Linked DNA regions of Mus musculus: region 1 is linked to region 2. A link is a loop called in an ENCODE intact Hi-C map of the cell type or tissue named here. Cell type or tissue: heart. All regions are shown on one strand. Each heading gives the region's core, and the rest is flanking DNA. Links, peaks and the distances in the headings are about the cores only.

Evidence for each region. Peaks named below come from ENCODE experiments on the same cell type or tissue, not always from the same donor. Only the 100,000 strongest peaks of a DNase experiment are listed, where the experiment ranks them.
Region 1: a loop joins it to region 2, with 4 times the contacts of the local background. A loop is called at or near these places in 5 of 42 quality-filtered maps.

The regions. Positions count from the first base shown.
Region 1 is chrX:101,119,052-101,121,962 of GRCm38, reverse strand. It overlaps a transcript of Snx12 not described here. Among named protein-coding and RNA genes, the nearest start is that of Gm24061, 21 kb to the left of the region's middle. In heart, for the core only: CTCF peaks have their summits at 477 (motif pointing right) and 1,200 (motif pointing right); no DNase peak of the experiment used is centred there.
Region 2 is chrX:100,774,996-100,777,906 of GRCm38, reverse strand. It overlaps Dlg3 (discs large MAGUK scaffold protein 3), which reads right to left. Exons shown (of 21, transcript NM_016747.4): 9 at 1,944-2,100; 10 at 1,426-1,528. Among named protein-coding and RNA genes, the nearest start is that of Dlg3, 8.7 kb to the right of the region's middle. In heart, for the core only: a CTCF peak has its summit at 1,199; a DNase peak (open chromatin) is centred at 776; H3K4me3 peaks cover 1,120 bases; H3K27ac peaks cover 769 bases.

The DNA.
Region 1 (2,911 bases), core at 141-2,640, 340 kb before region 2:
AGCACTGCCTGCTCATTGTACACAGACAAACAGGCAGGCAAAACACCTCCACACATAATTTCTTAACAAGGAAAGATGTGGTCTATGGTATTTCATCTAATTTGAAGCAATAACTAGAAAGTACTATTACACAAGAACAAGTTACTGTCAATTAAATGATCACACTAGACAATTTTACCATTTAGAATTTATACTTTATAAGTGTTGAAGGTTTTCTTAATTAAAACATTTATTGTTACTGTATGTGTTCATGCAGTGCATGTATGGGTGGCTGTGGCACAGCACGTATATGGAAGTCAGCTTATGGAATTGGTTCTCTCCTGTCAGGCCACAAGACTGACAGTGAATGGTAGTGCCTTTACCTACTTACCTTGTTGGCCCAAAGATTTTCTTTTATTTTCTTTTTTAATATTTATTTATTTTATGTGTATGGGTGTTTTGCCTGCGTGTATATCTATGTATCAAATGCAAGTTCAGTACACAAGGAGGCCAGAAGAGGGCATACTCCTGGGGCCAGAGTTACAGATGGTTGTGAGCTACGATGTTGGTCCTAGATCCTTTGGAAAAACACCCAGTACTCTTTTTTTGCTTTTGTTTTGTTTTTTGTTTTTGTTTTGTTTTGTTTTGTTTTTTGAGACAGGGTTTCTCTGTGTAGCCCTGGCTGTCCTGGAACTCACTTTGTAGACCAGGCTGACCTTGAACTCAGAAATCCGCCTGCTTCTGCCTCTCAAGTGCTGGGATTAAAGGTGTGCGCCACCACCCCCGGCTCATTAAGACTCTCTTAGGAATGGATATATGTCTGTGTATATTTGTTGTTGATAGTTTTATTGTTTGAGTCAGGATCTCATGTAGGAGGGGTTTGGACTCCCAGCAATCCTCTTGCCTGTACCTCTTGAGTGCAGATGTGAGTGCTACCATGCCCATCTTGGAAGCGGACATCGGAGGCATGTCATTTCTGTGTGTATCACAGAAAACAGTAACATGAAATAAATTAGCTAAGGTGTTAATACGGTATCATTATACTTGAAATCTGATACCTTGGATTACTATTGGACTCTGTCACTGTATAACATGTGTTGCAGTTAAGAAGTGGATGATTTCTAGGGAAAATTAAAGAAAAAAATAAACCCAAGTGTCTCATGGCTTTCTTTTGTAGCCTCATATTCATGCTGTTTTAATACTGTTGCTTTCTGTATCTTGCCAGAAGGTGTCAGGCAATGACAACTGCTGCCTGACCAGCAGAAACGCTAAGATTCCAGGAACTGTCTGATGCTTCAGAAAAATCCAGAAAACACAAACAAATGTTCATCTTTGGATGGAATTCAGTTGGTAGAGTGCTGACCTAACCTCAGAAGCCAGATGTGGTGGAACATGCCTATAGTCCCAGCATTTGGAATAAGAAGGCAGAAAGATAGAAGTGCAAGGTCATCCTCTGCTACATTGTGAGATTGAGGCCAGCCAATCTGAGCTACATAAGACTGTCTCAAAAAAGAAAGAAAGAAAGAAAGAAAGAAAGAAAGAAAGAAAGAAAGAAAGAAAGGGAAAGGAAAGGAAAGGAAAGGAAAGGAAAGGAAAGGAAAGGAAAGGAAAGGAAAGGAAAGGAAAGGAAAGGAAAGGAAAGGAAAGGAAAAGAAAGGAAAAGAAAAGAAAAAGCAGGGACCAGGGGAAATGGAAGAGAGGCTAGAGAGATGACTCAGTGGTTAAGAGCACCTGCTGCTCTTCCAGAGATTCTGAGTTTGGTGGCTAGCACCCATGGCAGCAGGCTCACAAACATCTGTAACTCCAGTTTCAGGGGTGTTGATGCTTCTGGCCTCTGTGGGCACCTGCCCTCAGGCGCGCGCGCGCGCGCGCGCGCGCGCACACACACACACACACACACACACACACACACACACACACACACACACACACATACACACACACACCACACACTCAAATCTTTTTAAAAGAAAGAGAAATGTGCATCTTTAAGTCCATTAAATAAATAATTACTATCATTTTGCTTTTCCTGAATCAACTAAATTCTTTTTAGCTAAATTTAATTGTGTTTTTTCTTTTGTAATCTACAGTCTCAGAAGACAGGTCTGCAGTTAGTTTCCTTTTTCTTTCCTCCTTGTTCAATGAATTCTGATCTCCAACATTCTAGTGGTACTACTCTGTTCTCTGTTCTTATTCACAGCTACTTAACAACCAGTAAATCTGTATTGCCCATTGAAAAAAATGTGTTACATAATCTTAGACAGTCTCTATCTTGCTGTCTGTTTTTTTCCTGTCTTTTATTTTTTTAAAGAAAAAAGTTATTGTTGGACGTGGTAGCTCACACCTTTATTCTTAGCACTCAGGAGGCAGAGACAGAAGCAGGGAGATCTCCATGAGTTTGAAGCCAGCCTGATTTGCATATCAAGTTCCAGACCAGCCAGTGCTATGTGATGAGACCCTGGAAGAGGAAGAGGTGGGGGGAGGGGGAGAAATTGATTTTGAAATATATTCGTTTTACACTTTTTAAAAATATTTATTTTATTATTTTATGTGTATGAATGTTTTTCCTGCATGTATATAGCTATACCATGTATGTTCCTAGCAAGTAGGCAGATTACTACAAAGCTGGAAAGTCTCTCTTATAGCCCTCAGATGCTGAGTTCTCTTCTAGGAGGTCAGAAGAAGGCACTAGGTAACCTAGAATTGGAGTGGTTTAGAGAGTTGTGAGCCACCCTGAGGGTGCTGGGCATTAAATCTGGGCCCTTTGTGAGAGCAACAAATGGTCTTAACCTCTGAGCCATCTCTCCAGCCCTAATGTTCTTTCTTTTGTGAAAAACACACCTGTCACCTTGACTAGAATATGAAATAGTTTATTTTATATGCAAATATCAATGAATATGGCCTGAAAACATAGATTTAAGTCAGCCACCCA
Region 2 (2,911 bases), core at 222-2,721:
GCAGGGCCTGGGTGTCCAAGGAACCCAGGCACTGCAGCCCTAAGGGGACAAAGGCCAGGATTACAAGAGGGAAGAGAGACGAAAGATGTCTGGTAAAGAATGAAAGCCTTGAGAAGACCGGGGACACAAAAATCCTAAACTAGTTGCTGGAGTTCCTAGGGTTAGGGAGAGAAACGAGCATGGGGGGGGGGGGAGATTTAAAATTCCTCTGAGGGATCGAGGGCAGCTGGGGACTCAGCAGGAAGGAGGCTGTGGGCTGCACTGAGGCTTTAGGACGAAAAGGGGCAACAGTTGATGGGTGAGAAGAAGTGATGGCACGGAGGTAAAAGCTAGACGAGGTTCAGAGGGCGCAGAGCCCCTTGCAGAGCAGTCGAGGAAGCCAAGGTGGCGGAGAAGGGGCCTCGGGGTGTACAGCGCAGGTTTTAGGGAAGAGGACAGAGATGGGGCGGAATGTTGGAAAAGAGGCTGAGAACAGAACAGTGGAGAGACTGGGGGGACTGCGAGGGGGCCTGGCCCCCGTCCGTCCCACCTCACCTGGCGCTCAGTCGGAGTCCAGGTCTAGTTGTCGAGAAAGCGCCGGCTCCGGCCGGTCCCTCTGTCCCGCGCGGGAGACCACGGACACAAAGCGGGGCGCGCGGGAGGAGGGGAGAAGGGGAGGAGGGGGAGGGGATAGAGGAGGAGACGCCAGAGGCGAGAGGGGAGGAGGGGCGCCCGTCGCCCTCCGCCTGGGTCAGAGGGCGGGGCGTACGGCTGGAGGCCGCGCTCGGCGCACCAATGGTTGTCCAGCTGGCTGGCAGGCTGGGGCGCGCCTTCGTACAGTTCACCTCCTCACCTGGGCCTCCGCTGGCCCGAGCCAATCAAACACCTTTGTTTGCATAACCGGCTCCGCCCACTCGCCCCTGCGGAGGGCCTACTAGCTGAGAATACAAAGATCTCCATATGGGTGTGATTCTATTCCTGAATCCCCCATCCCAAGGGCTCAGTATCACCTTATTTTGATGAAGGGAAATAAGTGGGACCTCCATGATCTCTTAGGAAATCGGATTTCTTACTCTCTGAAGTTCTTCTAACTGAGTTACTCTTTCCCAGGGCACACTATTCCCAACGACCGCCTCAGAGCCCTAAATTCCCCCCTCTGTCTTTCCCATTTGCCCTAAAATCTCTTAGTGGTGTTTCTCGTGGGCTGCTGCCCACTACAGGCTTCCTGCAGTACTGCATTCCTCATCTGCAAGATCTTAGCACTGCTTAGATTGATGCTCCCAAACCACCATAGCTACCACACTGTCTAGAGGGAAAAGGAAATAAGAGGTTACTGCACCAGAATATCGCGAACCTGGTCAAATGGCTTTGTTACCGACGGTGGGAGAAGTCAATGCTAAGCATACGTTGAAACTCATCATCTTTCTCCACCTTCCCTTCTCTTACCTTCAGGTCTATACTGGGCCACAATGGTGACTGACTGGCCAGCCCGTTTCAGAGCAGCCGCTGCTTGCTCGTGGGTAGCATTCCTCAGGTTGACTCCATTTACCTGTCCAAAGAGAGGAGTTGTGAGCTACCTCAAAGGCAAGAGAGAGAGAGAGAGTCCCCCCCGCCCCCATAGCAGTTATAAAGAGGATGTACAGCCTATCTCTCAGCCTATTTGGATTGGTCTTCCACAAATTCCATCCTGTCCCCACAAATTAGGCCTAAAGGATACAATACCTCTGGGGTAATAATTATTTTTGTGGGAGTCAAATGCCAATCAAAGTTAAGATCTAAAGACATTCATTTCTTCCTCCAGCATAAGTCTAGTCTTGTTCTCTTTTCCCTAAAGATATTTATAAAAACAATTTACATTTTCTTCAGGTCTCAGCCCTTCCCTCCGTCCCAAGAAACACTTTTTGGTGGACACAGGGACTCCCCTCCTCCCTTTTACCCATCCTCCCACCCGGACTTTGTCTCACCGATAAGATCCGGTCTCCCCTTCGCAACTCCCCACTTAGGTCTGCTGGGCCTCCCGCCAGGATGAAGGAAACAAAAATGCCTTCTCCATCTTCTCCTCCTACAATGTTGAAGCCCAGGCCTGTAGAACCTTTGTGCAGGATGATCTTGCGGGGCTCTCTGGAGAGAAATAAAAGAAGATAAGAAAAGGTGGAGTGGGCAGTCAGGAAAGGATGATAGGAACTGTTGATGCTGTGAGGACCAGGCCGGCACAGAACCCATACTTGCTGTAGGAAGTCAAGACTCTAAAGGGCTTCTCTAATGTGATGCCCTGTGCTTCCCCTTTGACTCCTGAAACTTGCTTGGCTGCTCTTTTATGCCAGGTGCCAAGTTTCAGTTCCTTGTCCCTCCTTCGTAAAGTCTCCTAGTCAATTTCCCAATGGGCATTCCTCAGCACTCTCAGGTCCACAAAAACGTCATCCAGAACTCTGGAGCCCAAACTTCACAGCCCACTCCCTCATTTTCTTCCCTGAGTCTTCTGTTCTAGTCAGCTCTGTGAAAGGCCCTGGACTGAAAGAGAAACCTGGTAAGGGCAGTGGAGTCACCCTGGGTTGATCTCCCTGACCATCCAAAAGCTACTCTCAACTATATGTCCCTTTCTACCTTCCCCCAACATGGCAGCCTCCACTGACCAATGGTGGTGTGGAAGAAGAAATAGATGAGGATGAGGAAATCCCAGGTCCCAAAATAGGTTAAACTTAAGAGAGGAGAATATATATATATATATATATATATATATATATATATATATATATATATATATATACATATATATATATATACACACACACACACACAGTGCCACCCGGTAAGTGGAAATTATCTGCATATGGATATCCATACAACTAGCCCGACTCCCCAGCACACTGTCCCATCCTGCCATCTTCATTTGGTACAAGCATCTTTCCTGAGAGAAAGCCCAGGTCTCAAG